2 separate regions of the Homo sapiens genome follow, and region 1 is linked to region 2. Evidence: read pairs that join two places in POLR2A ChIA-PET (ENCODE). Cell type or tissue: GM12878. All regions are shown on one strand. Each heading gives the region's core, and the rest is flanking DNA. Links, peaks and the distances in the headings are about the cores only. Region 1 overlaps SLC13A1 (solute carrier family 13 member 1). Region 2 has its middle 150 kb from the start of SLC13A1.

Evidence for each region. Peaks named below come from ENCODE experiments on the same cell type or tissue, not always from the same donor. Only the 100,000 strongest peaks of a DNase experiment are listed, where the experiment ranks them.
Region 1: POLR2A ChIA-PET joins it to region 2 with 7 read pairs; 2 of 35 experiments call an interaction of 5 or more read pairs at or near these places.

Annotation. Positions count from the first base shown.
Region 1 is chr7:123,186,631-123,195,001 of GRCh38, forward strand. The region is part of intron 1 of SLC13A1 (solute carrier family 13 member 1); the gene reads right to left. Among named protein-coding and RNA genes, the nearest start is that of SLC13A1, 9.2 kb to the right of the region's middle. RefSeq lists an enhancer at 3,597-3,906. In GM12878, for the core only: no CTCF peak of the experiment used is centred there; a DNase peak (open chromatin) is centred at 3,711; H3K27ac peaks cover 3,123 bases.
Region 2 is chr7:123,348,555-123,356,925 of GRCh38, forward strand. No RefSeq gene overlaps it. Among named protein-coding and RNA genes, the nearest start is that of SLC13A1, 150 kb to the left of the region's middle. In GM12878, for the core only: no CTCF peak of the experiment used is centred there; no DNase peak of the experiment used is centred there.

The DNA of each region.
Region 1 (8,371 bases), core at 285-8,284, 160 kb before region 2:
AGCAATAAAAGAAGACCAGTTGTCAATTAAGAGTATGAGTGAATCCTTCCTCCCCCACAACCTACCCCCAAGTCTGCTGGAAGTTGCTGATACATCCGATATCGTTATTACAACTTACTCTGCAACCGTAACAAGTAAACGTTTTAATCACATTTTGTTCTGAAGTATTTTAGTATTATGAATTCTTAAACTGAATGATAGCAACAAAAATAATGTGTACTTTTATCTTGTTTATTTATCATGAAGGACATAACTGTAAAGATTTACAGTTATGACTACCACTGACCTTACAATTTTTTTTTTTTTAAATCATGATTCCTTCTCAAAATAAAGAAAGAGAAAAGAGGGGAAAAAAAAAAGTCCAGAGGACTTCCTCAAAAATACTACTTTTCTACTTAAAAATCTCTGTACGTGTTACGACTCCCAAAAGTTACATCAAGAAGTTCAGCAAACAAGTCACACCTAGCCAGACAGAGGCAATTGTGTGGAAACCAGGTGAAATTCCATTAGATCATAGGCAATGTCATGTCGCTTAACCCTGGATACCTGCTCTGTATGTATACACTGCACCTCTTTGGCTCATTCATGGCAGCTCCGTCTTTCCTATTATAAGATTTCCTCACACTACCAGAGACATGAAGTTATTATAGTATGGGCAGTTCCTCGTCCCTTAAATTAAAAAATATATATATTAGAAGCTTTTTAGCAGTGTATTCTTTAGAAGCATTTTCAAAATTATAAAATATTTAGAACATAGTAAAAATATACAACAAACATATTTGTACACCTTATCATATTTAACAAATGTTGACACTTTGCCACATTTGCTTAAATTATTTTTAAACAAATAAAACATTCCATATTCTGTTAAAGACTGATGTTAAGGACCACTCCCTCATTTCCTTCTCCTCCACCATTCCCAAAGTTAACTACTGTCTAGAATGTGGTTTGTATCCTTTCCATTCATGTTTTTGTGATTATACTACATGCAGACATTAATACATTAATAACAAGTGGTTTTAAAATTAAATAAGGTTTACTCTATATGTCACTTTGCAACTTGCTTTTTTCACTCAATATTTTATGTACTTCAAATACATTCATGTTGATACATGTAGATTTATTGTTACTTCATTTTAATAGATGTAGTATTTCTTTTTATGAATATTTTACCATTTATTTGTCTGTTTTTCTACTGATGTTTGTTTGGATTTTTTCCCCAATATTTTATTATTATAAGGCTATGGACATCTTTGTACCTATCTCCACATGCATGTCTATGGAAAATAGATTTTCTTAGCTGGTGGAGAAAACTAGCATCAGAACTTCAAACGGGAAGGAGTCCATTGGAACTTTACTAGATATTGCCCATTTGCTATCTGACATGGTTAGGCTTTTTGTCCCCACCCAAATCTCATCTTGAATTGTAATCTCCATGCTACCCAGGTGTCAAGGGAGAAACCAGGTGGAGGTAATTGAATAATGGGCGCAGTTTCCCCCATGCTGTCCTCATAATAGTGAGTGAGTTCTCATGAGATCTGATGGTTTTATAAGGGGCTCTTCCCCCTTAATTTGGCACTTCTCCTTCCTGCTGCCTTGTGAAGAAGTTGCCTCACTTCCCCTTCCACCATTATTGTAAGTTTCTTGAGGCCTCCCAGTCACGCTGAGTCAATTAAACCTCATTCCTTTATAAATTACCCAGTCTCGGGCAGTTCTTTATAGCACTATGAAAATCGACTAAGAAGCTGAGATGGTCATACTAGTTTATATTAACACCAACAATGTTCAGAAATTCCATTTCACCATCCTTGGTATATGGGATTAATTTATTCATTTGACAGTCTGATGGTATGAAAAAATCTTCTTATTTAATTTCCATGTTCTTGAATACCAGTGGAGTATTTTCACAGTTATTGAACATAATTGTTTCTCTTCTGTAAATTATATATTTATAGTTCTTTTTCATTTTTCTGTTGGGTTATTTTTTCTTTTATCTCATGGATTTGTGGAGTTATTTTTAGATTCTTAATATTATTTCTCTATAAACTATGTATTTGTAAACATTTTTCTTAGTCTCTGGCTTGTCTATGAAATTAGCTTTATTGTATTTTTAATTGACAGGAGGATTTTAATTTTAATGCAGTGATTTTAAACACTTTTCTGTTGTCTCATGTTTTTACCATATTTTATAAGAAAATCTTTCGGCCGGGTGCGGTGGCTCACGCCTGTAATCCCAGCACTTTGGGAGGCCGAGGCGGGCGGATCACGAGGTCAGGAGATCGAGACCATCCCGGCTAAAACGGTGAAACCCCGTCTCTACTAAAAATACAAAAAATTAGCCGGGTGTAGTGGCGGGCGCCTGTAGTCCCAGCTACTTGGGAGGCTGAGGCAGGAGAATGGCGTGAACCCGGGAGGCGGAGCTTGCAGTGAGCCGAGATCCCGCCACTGCACTCCAGCCTGGGCGACAGAGCGAGACTCCGTCTCAAAAAAAAAAAAAAAAAAGAAAGAAAATCTTTCTACATTATATATTTCCATATTTTTTCTAAGATTAAAATTTTTTCAAGTGTAGAGCTTTAATATTTTTGTATAGGAATCTAACACTTTTTTTTTCTCAAAATGAATAGCCAAAGTGCCATGCTTTTTAAATTGAATGAGCTCATTTTTGCCTAGTAATTCATGTTGCTACATATTTTCTATGCTGAAGTTCTCAAATGCAGACACATAAGCTTCTGGTCTCTTTATTTTGTCCTCTCCCTCTCCCACTGCTGCCTTCTAAAAATAAGTTCTTACAGAATTATGCTCTTTTAACATTTCTAACCTTTCAATAAGGTTTACAATCTGTATGACAACTCCTTCATCTTATATGTTTTTCAAATTGCCTTAATAGTGTTAGATTTTCATTCTTTCTTTTGAATTTTAAAATTACTATCTCAAGTTATAAAAATTTTATTCAGATTTTCATTCAAATTACACAGAATCTATGAAGTAAGATATAGCTTTAAGTATTTCTATCTATGAACTTCTCTATTCTTTTAGGTGTCTATTAAATTTCTTCTATAATGTTTTGTAGATTTCTCCAGAAAGGTCTATTATATATTTATTAGATGTTTTCATTATTATTGAAATGAAAAATTTATCTAATTACAATCCTTTTGGAGATTTTTTTCTTCTCTATTTGGAAGCTTTAAAAAATTCACCTTATTTTTAATCTGAAGTCTCATTCCTGATGTGCCTAAATATGGACTAATATCTAATTAAGTTGTTTGTACTTACAAATGCATTTGAGAGCTCATCTTTTTTAAAAAAATTCTGGAGAATTCAGTAATTATTACTTTGAATATGACTTCTTTTCTAGTCTTTCATTTTCGGTAATGTCTTTTATACATATGTTGGGGCTCTGAATTCATTCTCCAAATGATTCTCTCACTTAAAGATATCCTTTTATATTCTATTTGATATTTTAGGTAAATTCCTAGTATTCTTTCTCAGTTCACTGAATATATCTTCAAGGATACTCAGTTTAAAGTTTATTTCATCTTGTAGTATACTATAAGAGACATACCCTGGTTATAAGATTAATGATAGCCATAAGGCTTATTCAGGCATCTTGCTGATACTACATGTCACGTAGCAGTATGTCACAGAGTAGGGTTGACACTAAGTGTCACTTAGCAATGTGATGCAGACTGGCTTGGGGATTTCCAACCTTGGCCTGGGGATTTCCAGGAGACAAGGCTACCTCAGATGCAACTTTCATAAACAAAAAAGGCTTACTCTTTCCAGAATTGTTTAAACTCCCTTTATGAGAGAAATGGCTGGTAACTCACCTGGGCTGAGTACAAGCATAAGTAAGGGGGAAGGGTCCTTTAAATTCTGAGACTGGTCACTGGACGGAGGCCCTCCTGGTCAGTCAGTCATCTGACTGCATCTGGCCCATGCCACTGGCCTGCTCTTCATCTTCATCTTGGAAAAGTCAGAATAAGCTGTTGAGCATTAGAATAAGCTGTCTAAGACTCATATTTGACATTAACCAAATGAAAAAGGAGAAGCTGTTGAGAATAAGCTGTTGAGCATTAGAGTGTCTAAGACTCATCTTTGACATGAATCAAATGAAAAAGGAGAAGTTGCCCCTGGGGAAGCTGGTTAACTAGGACCACCCAGGAGCCTCAAACATGACACATCTATTGAGGATTTTGTTTGTTTTTTTAATCTCAGTGACAAAATTCCAGGATATCTAACTAGTTTTATTTTATACTTTCCTGCTCTTGCTTTATATTTTGAAAAATAATTTGTTTCTCTTTTTTTGTTTTTTTCCTTTCCTAACTTGTTGATTTCCCTATTATTTTCATTTCTTCTGAGCGGATTTTGTCAGTCTTTCTTTAGTGTCTTATTGTATTTTGAAATTTTATTTTCAAATTTATTCTGAGTGGTAGCTTTATTCTTGTGTTTTCTTCTTCTGCACTCCTTGTTTCTCATCTAGCACTTTTACAGTTGCTTCCAGCCAGTTCCTAGTTCCTGGTTCAGATGGGTCTTATCTTGACACCCTAGAGTTCTTTTCTTGCCAGCATAACATGGATCCAGTCATCTAGCTGAGTTGGGTAGTATGGGTGAGGTCTTGGCTGGGGAGCTGGGCAGTGTTTGCTTCCTGTGAGCCATCATAGCCAGCGATCAATCCAGCTCTTTCTGTCCTTCACAGGTTTGAGAAAACCATTTTCCAGCCCTTAGTTTCTGGCATTTAACCTGACTCTGGTCCCTGAATGGCATGGGAGTGCTTTCAACCACAGGTTTCCACATTCATGCCACTTGTTTGCTTTTCTGACTCATTCTGATCTACAGAGATCTTTATTTGCTTTGTGTTTCCAATGGAGAAAGAGCTTGGGAAGGGAGGATCCTAATTGTCTAAAACCTCATCTAGACTGTTGATCATAGACTTTATATATAGAAAAACTTATTTAAGATGTGAAAATATTTGCCAAGTAGACAGATAAACCTGTTTTCTGACTTACTATAGGATGGGCAAGTAATACTCATGAATGCTTATAATGTGCCAGATAACAACACTTGGCACTCCACATGACATTTTATTTAACCCTCGCCAAGATTCTTTGGGGTAGATATTGTAATTCCATGCTGAACTAAGGTTCAACGATCACACTGCTAGCGTGTGGTAGAGTTGAGATTTGTCCATGTATAAACTCTATCAGAGTATATATTTTTAAAATTTACTACCCTGTTCCCAACATTTAAAGCAGTACTTGGCATAGAGTATACGGTCAGTAACATATTTGAGTGAGTAAGGTTCTTCTTTCTGTTCTTTCTAATATTGTTTGTATTTATATATCTTATAAAACACTAAATCTTTATCTTAGGCATAAGGTTCCTTAGCATAGAAACTTCTTTCTCTTTGCCTTGTTCCCTTTTCTCTGTTCTCTCCTCCTTGCCTGGAACTGGATATTTTGACTCCTGCCCCAGTGGGTGAATGTGTTTACAATTTTCCTGCAGCCCTCATCTCTCTTGCTAATAAACAGCACTGGAACTAAAATGTCCACCTGCATAGGTGAATTCCTCCATCACAGACATTCCCACTTACCCAGCCCCCAGTTAAAAATATCATAGTCATATCTTGTCTTAACCACCTCAAGTGCACAGCTAGGGCACTTGCTGAAGGGGTGAAAAAGGCAAAGAAAGCTATGACTAGGCAATTTGGATAATGACTTTTTCCTCCTTACAAAGTTCTGACTGTCAAGTTATCTTACAAAATGTGGCTGATTACATTTAAAAATCACCTTGGTTCTCTTTTAAATTATAGCCCCACATGGAATTAGAATATAAGTTTGGCTTTAAAATATAGTTTTTTCATCTCTTCTGCTTTTTTAAATGACATACTGACTGATATTAGGGAGTAATTTGGCTGATGAATTAGTACGTATGTGGGTATGATCTCTTCTCAGCACAGCGTGAGAAAAGCAGAGCCAATCACAGACCTCAATCACTACAATTGATTTTCTAAAGAGAACACAAAGCAATTAAAAAAGGAGAAAAATCATGCATTCTAAATCTCTGTGCTACAAGAAAAACATCATTATTATTTGACAGAGCCTGTGAAGGGCTTTGTATGGTTCTTGGTATTCCTACCCCTACTGCAGCAGTGATTTCTTAAGACTCAATTTATATTAATTGCAAAGTTTAAAGTGCTTTAAAATATCCTCATTTTGGAAGATGGATAGTAAAAATAAGTTCAACTACAAAGTCAAGGAGAAATAACTAGATGTTTTTTCTTTTCTTTTTTTTTAAGTTTTTAGCCAAAATGGATAGTAGAGAAAAGCAATTGATGGCCCACTAAACCAGTTATTGGGAAATTTTTAGTTCCTCCTTTTCACTCAACCTCCACACCTAACCAGCACCTGAGATGCATTGTTTTCATACTCTGTACACAGTGGAACTGGAAAAAGGTACAGAAATAATCAGTTCTCCAACCTGACTACACATTTGGTTATGATCAAAATGCAATCCATGAACTACCTGCTCCAGAATCACCTGGGGAGTTTGTTCAACGTGCAGCATCCTACACTTCACATTAAGAGTTTATGATTTTACACAAGTATCTCAGGTGAATCTGGGGAAGCTTATCCATAGACAACATTTGGAACTTTTTAAAAAGAGCCTTGCTCATTTTATAAATAAAAAAAAAAATCAGCCAAGGGTAGCATGTCTGAGTCACTTGGGGAATGTTTCAGAATATGCTATGTTAATCAGGACAGGATAAGCTATGCTGTGGCAAAAGTTCCAAAATCTCAGCAGTCTAAAACAGCCAATTATTTCTTACTTATACTATTTGTCCATCATGGGTAGAGGTTACTACGTGATCCAGGCTGAGAGAGGCATCACCTCAACCTGTGCTTTCGTGATTGCAAATGCAGGAACAATGACATAAGGCAATCTGAGCACAGCTTTTAAAGATCTGATATAAATATCATTAAATAAGCAATGACATCATGAGCTTGGAAGTCAGACAGATTTGTGTTTAAGTCCTCTTGCTCCCTTTGTGGACTGTGTGACTTTGATCACATTTCTTGACCTCTCTGAGTTTCTGTTCTGTAAAATTGGGATGATATTGACTATTTCTAATTGTCGCTATGAGGCTCACAGTGGGCATTCACATTTACTATTGTTACCAAACAAGGTATAAAACATATTATGGGAGGAAGAAAGAGCTTTGTGAAAGGGACAGCCTCTGGTTACACCTACATTCTTCTTGTTCTGTCCTTTCATCATTATTTTCACTCTATTGAAGTTCCCCTCTTTCATCAACCTCTTTCTCCTGCATTCTCTCCTTCCTATCAGGTCCAAAGCCTTACATCCTTCTGCCACGCTAGATCATCCTTCACTCAACACAGTTATTAACTATCTACTATGTGACAGGCACTGGGTTTGGTGCTGGAGGAGACAGAAATTTAAACACTATGCTCCATGTTCTTGAGATATTTACAGTCTGGAGGGAGACACAAAGATAAAGCAAAACGGAAGACATACTGTAATAGAGGCCAATGTATCCATGATGCAATGAGAGCATCGAGGATGATCCTTAGTTTACATCACAGCCTGAGCCTTCCTTCCCAAGAAGGGTGAGGTAAGAGGAGATGGCATTCTAGGAGGAGGATATAGCGTGTGAGAAGGCAGAGAGACAAGAATAATCACAGGCATTCTAGAAACTGCAAATAGTGAAGTATTGTTAAAGAGGAAAATGCAAATGTGGGAGATAGATACTGGGGACTGTGTGGTGGAGGCTTTTAGGACAAATAAATGAAAAGTCAGAAATATCCATCAGCAAAACCATCTTTTGTTTAGATATTTTTCCATTATAGGCAAAAAGGAACCATTGAAAAATTTTGATTTTTCACAATTGGACTGAGTTGGCATTTAAAAAATAGTACTCTGGCCAGAGACTGTAGGGGAAAGTGTGTAAAAAACAAACAGTCTATGAAAGAAAGAGAAAGACAGCTTCAAGGAAAGCAGTGCCAGCAGGAAAGGAAAGAGAGGAGAAGATGAGGTTGAGAGGGGAGATTTAGGAGGATTTAGATTAAGGAGATGCAACACCGTATTAGTGATGGGGGCTTGTGGATATTTGAAGCATCTGAGATGACATACAGCTTTCAAACCTGTGAATGGAGAGAAGGGTAGTGGCATTCTCTGACATAAAGAAAACAGAAGGAGCAGCAGGTTTTGGGCAAGTGGGACTGCATGCGGTTAGGGGAACAGAGGAGCTGGAAGATGATGAATCCTTAGTGGTTTATCCACTTTTTAATTACGCCTTCATAGCACAGATGATTTCTTTAAATTATTCGGCATGTGTTTAGGTACAACCTACTTT
Region 2 (8,371 bases), core at 111-8,110:
AGGAAATGATTTTTGGTTTGATATTCTTGAATCATAAGATTGAAATCTACACTTCCTTCTTTGTGCTGCTTAAATCTCGCTCTTACTGCAGAACTTAACGCATTTCAGGGAAGCTCAAAGTTCCCTTAGCAGCAGATTCTGCCAAAGACTCTTCACTAACACGTATTCTGTTGAATTCAAGGGGCTTGCAGATAGACTTTCCTTAGCCCTCAGTAGTGATTCTGATAGTGAGGGAATGTGTTGAGGAAAAAAGCATAACTGAGTACCTATTTGCTTGCCCTTTGGAAGGAAAATGGCAAATGCTTTTACTCCAGGAATCCAACTTGTCACAGGACAGTCATGTGGAAATGAATCAAGTTAATTATCCCTTTCTAGGAAAACTTACTTCTGGACATACTAGTTAAACATTAGGACTTAGAGAAAATAATTTTGTACACTGCCTACCACAGAGAATTATTGCAGATTAGGAGAAGTATATTGGAAGTATTCAGGAGTGAAGTTGTTTTGGCAGAATCAGGGCCCCTGTGCTCACATGAGACGTGTGGGTCACTTGAAAGAAGATTCCATTATCAACTTTATTTCTTAATATTCATTGTCTATAAGACACAGACAGTCTGTGACGATTTAGATGGTCAATCAAGGGAGGCATGAAAGCACTGTTTTCCTCAGAAGAACTCTGAACTCCTTAACATGACAGATTTTTTCTTATTAATTTTACCCTCACTAAAGGTCAGCTGAGAATCAAATGAGATACCCATATAACCATAGTAAATGCATCTTCAAACATAAAGTTACATATATACGGTATAATAATTTTGAATACATAATGCTTATTAAATTTTATATGCATTTAGTAATATAATGTTTACAACTCTAAAATATGCAGTATTTTTATCCCCCATATTATAGATGGTAAACTGAGGCACTTGTGAGTTTAAGTAATTTTTCCAAAGTCCACATTGCTAGTGATGGGCTCAGCTGACTTGAATCCAGGATTCTTTTGCCCCAGAATGTGTGCTCCTAACCACTATGCATTGCCTGCCCTTCATAAAGTCCCATAAAAGAGTGGGAGTTGAATAATGAGAACACATGTACACAGGGAGGGGAACATCACACACCGGTGCCTGTCAGGGGGTGGGGGGCTAGGGGAGGGATAGCATTAGGAGAAATACCTAATGTAGATGACGGGTTGATGGGTGCAGCAAACCACCATGGCACATGTATACCTGTGTAACAAACCTGCAGTTCTGCACATGTACCCCAGAACCTAAGGTTAAAAAAAAAAGAGTGTTTTCCTAAGGTACTATGTCCTTAGTCATGCATGCAAGTTGTCATTTCTTTTAATAGGCTGTGATCTCATTTTTTTAATTTTTAAAAAATATTTCATTTTTATGGATAAGTACTAGTTGTACATATCTGTAGGGTACAGGTGATGTTTTAATACATGCATACAACGTGTAATGACCAAACCTGGATAATTAGAATATATATCACCTCAAATATTTATCATTTCTTTGTGTTGGGAGCATTTAAAATCTTCTCTTCTAGCTATTTTGAAAGATACAGTAAATTATTGTTAACTATACCTGCCCTATTGTGCCATTGAACACTAAAACAGACTCCTTCTAATTGGATTTTTGTGCCCATTAACCACCCTCTCTTCATCCCCCTCCTCACTACTCTTCCTCACCTCTGGTAAACACCAATCTATTTACTACCTCCGGGAGATCATTTTTTTTTAGCTTCTACATATAAGTGACAACATGTGATATTTGTGTGTGTGCATGCATGCATACATGCCTGGCTTATTTCACTTATCATGTCCTCCACTTCCATCCATGGTGCTTCAAATGATGGGATTTCATTTTTTACGGCTTATAACATTCCATTGTGTATATATGCCACATTTTGTTTATCCATTCATCTGTTAATGGACACTTAAGTTGTTTCCATATCATGGCTATTGTGAATAATGCGCAGTAAGCATGCACCTATAGGTATCCCTCTGACGCAGTCATTTCTTTTCTTTTGTGTAAACACCCAGTAGTGGAATTACTGGATTGTATGGTAGTTCTATTTTTAGGTTTTTCAGGAACCTCCAAACTGTTTTCCATAGTGGTTTTACTACATCACACACCCACCAACGGTGTGTGAGCATTTCTCTTTCTCTGCATTCTTGCTAACTTTTGTTATTTTCTGTCTTTTTTAATAATAGCCATTCTAACTGGCTAATCATCAGGGAAAGCAAATCAAAACCACAATGAGATATCATCTCACCCCAATTAAAATAGGCTGTCAACCTTCAATTCTTTTGGAAAGGATCTGAGTGCTAATCACCTTTGACTCTGACAGAGCAAACCTTTGAACATACTGGGTTGATTATAGTTGAAAAGAAACCACGTTTAAAACAAAATTATTTTACCTCAGAGGTAAGGATAACCATGTTGGAAATCTTCATAGTAGCACAGAGGTATAGATACTGAATATATTTGAGTTCTAGCTTCTCTGAGACAAAGTCATTCATTCACTCAAATATTTCGTGACTAAAATCTCCTAAGAAAGGAAAATAGGGGCAATATTCAAACTAGAGCCTAGACCAAAGCAAGGAACCCTGAGCTCTTTGTGGAAAGCCAAAAGCATAACAAAAGGAAACCAAAGTCTTCTCAGGGTCAGGCTTAATGTGGCAATCCTCCGAACAATATGCTTGGAGAAGCAGCCATCAGTGGTCAGCTCAGAAATTTCTGCCAGTGGAAACGTATAGGGTGAATCTTATCCTATTTGGGTGTTTTCATCTTCTCCCATCAGCAGATTGATTATTAGTTTATCAGGTTAGTCAGTTGGAACCTGTTGAATAACATACAGGGAGGGAAGGTTTTAATCAGTGAGCGGAGCAGGAATATAAATGGCCTTTGGTGGTAAGGAACCTGAAGAGACATCTAGCCATTACTTGTACAAGCAAGTGTGGGTTATGAAGGATTTTTGGTAACGCACATAGTAGGTAAAATATTTTACCAAGTATACGAAGACCTAACCTTTCTACAAATTATGTAGCATTGAACAAGCAGCTAAGCTTCTTTGGGTTTCAGTTTCCTCATCTGTGAAATAGGAGGGGCCTGGAATAGATGATTACTATAGCTCTTTCCACCTCTAACAACTGGAAGGTTAAGGATTAACAGCAAGTTCATTAAGGTCAAAGTCAGCTTTAATCATTCAGCAGTGAAGCTAGAGTTTGCAGTGATGAGAAGGCAGAAGTCCTAACTTAAATCTCACCCTGTCGAGCACCTCTTTTGCCCTTCAATAATCATAAAGTTCTAACATCTTCGAAAGCTACTCAGGGCCAAGGTTCCTTAAGTACTCAAAAAAATTCAATTAAAAATCACTGAAAAACCTTCTCAAAGGAAGGATTTAAAAAGGATAAAAGAACCATGAATGGCAACACTTACTTTAGAAATCTCTTCAAATATTAAAAACAGAACATTGCAAAACAAAAAAAATAGCTCTCAATTGTACAGTATTCTGTCACAGTGCAGTTTGGCATCATGCCAAATATGCAAACACAGTGAAAAATTATCTTATGTGTTCTCTAAGGGTCCAAAGTTTTCTCAATTCAAGCCCATCTTCTCTTCCAAAGGAATGATAAATCTGAGATGAAAACAAGTCATATACACAGAAGGAATATAGACTCATAGTCCATTTATTTACAAATATGTACTGTTCCTTCACCATATGGTTTGAACAAAGACATTAAAATGTGAAAACAACAGCAGGTCTCGAGCTTAGCTGCCATAGAAATAGATTAGTTTCCAGGTCTGGCCAGTTCTCAGAGACATGTCGACCCACAGTCTGTTCAACCACAGGCACTTATGTTTCAAAAATGTCTCTACGGAACTCTACTTTCTCCTTTTTGCCTGCAGATGAATTAAATTAATGCTTTGCATATTTGGTTTTAAAAAATGACTCTTCCCTGTTTCAGTGGTCCTTTCTTTCAAGAATAATATTTTGTCTGGCTATTCAAATACTGTTTTATTAATAAATGACATATGCTAAAAGCCAACCAGATCTGAATGTTGGCATGAGCATTGTGTCTTCAGCCACATCATGTCCCACATTTTTGGCGCCTTAGAACTTCCTAATCTCAGTTCCTTGGTTCCTTCCACCTGCCTCTCAGCTGGTCCAGCTCCTTTGTTAAGTCTCCTCTTGTTCTATCCCCCTCCCCACCACTACTCAGAGCCAGTCTCCTCTATTATACTCTAGCCCACAGTTACTTTCAAATATAATTATCTATGTTCTAAACATCTAATCTGTGAATTAGTGGTACCTAATAAAGACATTGGCTAGAAAACATGTATTTAGAAGGACAGCAAAAAATCGTGTATATGAATTGCTTTTGGAATAAAGTGATACAGGTTTAAGCCCCTGTTTTATAATATGGTAACTTTTCTTCTACTGGGTCTAAACAACATTATTTCCTTGTAAAATAATAATAATCATTTCATATTTATTGGGCATTTACTATGTCAGATATTGTGCAAAGTTTTAATACACATTATGTCATTTAATCTTTACAACAGTCCTATGAGCTATGCATTACTCATACCTCACTCATTACTCAACCTCACTTTGAAATAAGAAAACTGAGGCCCAGAGAGATAATGAAACTTGACTAGATTTAGGGTTTCAACCCACGTTTATCTGAATCCAGCACCAAACCTCACCTTGCAATGTTTTTATGAGGATCGAATAAGATGGTGTATGTAAGGACATAGCATGGGTTATAAAGTGCTGTGTAAATGTAAGCTACTGTCCTAACCAAGACTTTAAATTAATGAATACAGGAAGTGTAGGCATTGTGTTGAGTTGGAGATGCAGAAGATTAGAGGGCAGGAATTAAACCTACAGGCTTCTTATTATGGAGAATAAGGATTCAGGATCCCAAGAGGAACAAAATATTGTACAACAAATAAGTATAAATAAAATGCACTATGTGACTAATGAGAGGCCTCTTTGAACAAGGTAGCTCAGGAATAAAGAAAAGTATAATTAGAAAACTTTGAATTTAATAATCACTTCTTTCTTTTTTCTTTGGTTTTCAATGTCACTATCATTAATTCTTCCCAAACTATCTAATATAATAAATAAATGCCTCTTAATGCTATTTTTCCTAACAGTGAAAGAAAAGTTGCACGGGACAGGTTAAACTGGCAAGAAACACTATTGCAATAAGAATCAAGACTACTACAATTGGTGATTAGAGATTGGACTCTAGTCCTCGAACACAAAAGCTAAAGAGTTTTGAAGCACTGGAGTGAACTAGCGGAATAGTACTGGAGGATGAGGACTTTAAGGGGAAAATTTGTCAGTGTGATTACACTATTGGTTTTTGCTAATTGACGCTTATCAAAGTTAGGCCCCTACCTTTCCACAGAGACTAAGAGGCAGGGGCCCTAGCTTTCTAGATGGTTCCACTTCAAAGGGAATACTCCCAGGTCCTTGAGAAAGATATTACTGGGAGTAAAATTGTCAAGAAGCTGGAAGACAATTTACATCTCAAAGGGGCAGAGAAGAAACTTACAATCACAAGTTTTTCAAGGTAAATGCTCTAAGAAAAGTTATATCAGGGGCCAATCAGAAGACTGTCTAAGGTTTAGTCAAACTGAAGTTAAGGGTGTTTTGGTCACTACATCTAAGCACATCAGATAATTAGATCCCCCCTTTTTTTCTGAACACATCTTTTCTGAAACTCTCTCCTCCCCTCTTTAATCTGGACTAGTTGCTCTCTAGGCCTGATGCACAGCTGTCAACCTGGGACTTTCTTTGCTTATCTTCCCTTATCTGGAGACACTAGTTTAGCAGAATACATAGATTTAGAAGAATACATTCTTCATTAACACCCTGAGACATGGTGCATACAAATAAAATTTTAAGACTTTAAGTGTCTGAAAATGTTCTTTTCTAGTCTCACTAATGACAAATCATTGGACTGAATATAAAATTCTAAGTTAAAAATCATTTTTACCTAGGTGTTTTCTTCTGCTGTGTTCTAGCTTTCACTATTCCTATTGAGAAGTCAAATACTGCTTGGTGCTCAATTTCTTGAATGTCACTTACTTTATTTCTAAAAGCTTGTCTTAGTCTATTCATGGTGCTATAACGAAGTATCATAAACTGAGTGATTTATAAACAACAGAGATTTATTTCTCACAGTTCTGGAGGCTGGGAAGTCCTAGATCAAAGGACCAGCAAGTTCAGTATCCGATGAGGATTCATTTCCTTGTTCATAGATGGCTCTTTTTGCTGTAACCTCACATGGTAGAAGGGGCAAGAGGTCTCTCTTTGGTCTCCTTTATAAGGGCACTAATGCCATTCATCAGGGCTCTGCCCATGACCTAATAACCTCCCTAAAGCCCCACCTTCTAATACCATCACATTTGGGGTTAGGATTTCAACATGTGAATTTTGTAGGGACACAACATTCAATCTATAGAAGAGCTTGTAAGATATTTCTATTATTCCTGGTGGTTTGAAATTTTATTCATTGCACTGGACTCTGAGTGACCCTTTCATTACGAAATCACATGTTCTTCAGTGATACATACGTTATTGGATTAATTATTTGAAAATTGTTTTGTCTCCCCTTCTCTTTTCTCTGTTCTCTCTTTTGGGAACTCTTATGAATCGGACATTAGGTCTCATGAATTTATCATCCAATCTTCTCTCCTTCTCCAAATTTCTTCGCCTTATTGTTCTATTTTCTCAAAGATTCCCTTGATTTTATAATCATATTGATTTATTTTACTTTATTCTTAATCTCTAAAAGCTCAATTATTTTATTGCTTCTTTTAAAATATTCTGCTTTTGTTTTATGAATAAAATATTATCATTCATTTCTATGAGGATATAGATTTAAATATTGTTTAAAATCTCAGGGTTTTTTTTTTCTTTTTGTTCTCTGGAGGAATTTCTTTTCAATTGATTATTTGGTTGATTTGTCTTTCAAACTGGAAATTTTTCCAAACTGTTGAACAATCCTTGGCTGTCTATTTATATTTAAGAGTGTGGCACTCAAGAGCTATTTGGAAGTACACTCTAGCAGATATTGGAACACAGGGGTTTCATAGCAGGATCTCCAAATGTCAGTGTCTTTGCTAGATATTCTGCGTATGCACTGCCCCCACCATGACTTTTCTCCATTTATATCCATCCTGCTCTGTCCCTGGAGGCTGACACTGAGAACTACACACTTAGACTTCCTGAACGGCTGGGCTTCAGTGAATAGACACTCTGAGGCTGTTCGTGAGCAAAAAAGGAGAGCATTCAGGGTATTTTTTTTCTCTTGATTCATTCTCCGTTTCAGCACAAAGTCTCTAGTAGTATTTGTAACTCTCTACATGTCAGTTTCTGTTGGGAGGGCTTTGTTCCACTGCTCCACTTTGTTCCTTCTGCCCTGGAGATGCAATGGCTTCCCACCGTTGCTAGGTGCTGGGTGACTCACCATCTCTCATTCATTTGCTCACATGATGGTTAGTATTAAACAGCTCCTTCATTAACATCCTTCATTTGAATCCCTTAGGGTGAATCTGCTTTCCTGCCAGGATAGTAGTATCCACAAGTTTGTTTTTTGTTTTTTCTTTTTTTTTTTCCCCTTTGGAATACTTCAGTTTCTCCAGAGAATAATCCTCTAATATTTTTTCAGAGAATGGAGGAAGCATATGCCTGACTATGAATGCTCATAAAGCAAGGATCATTGGGGTGGGGGTTAAAGTTTCCATATGTAGCCTTTGGCTCCATGTTATCACCATTTTATTGCAGTAGCTCTACCCTGTCTGCTGCTATCCCTGGTATTTTTGAGATTTACTTTCCACAAAGTAAATGTCCATTTTCTTGGTGGGATTGGGCTATAGGGGATGCAGGAAAAGATCATCAGGTCTAATTACCTCTCAATGAGGTACTTCTTAGCCAGTTCTTCTTGTTTTCAGCCCCATGTCTCATTCCAACCTTCTGCAGTATGGGTATCTCTAAGTCCTGAATCCTTCCAAGTGACATGGTATGAATTAACCTGCTTTCTTCTTTAATGACATACCTCTCTTATGGCTGTTGTTTTTTTTTCAGATCTTTTCATTCCTTACATTCATTTTCCATCTTCTAAAAATTTTTGGCATCTCTGATCGCTGTTGATGCACTGCTGGTTCTCTTTGTCCTTTGGTGTTTAGACCATATTTATACTTTTCTTCCAACTTTACTACAATTTTAGTGGGATTCATAGGGGAATTTAAAAATCATGTTTTTATTTCACCACAAAACTGGAAACTTCTCCCATTACCTTTTAACAAGTGTAGATCTTGGCACTGAGAGCACCCAATATTGCTGAAAG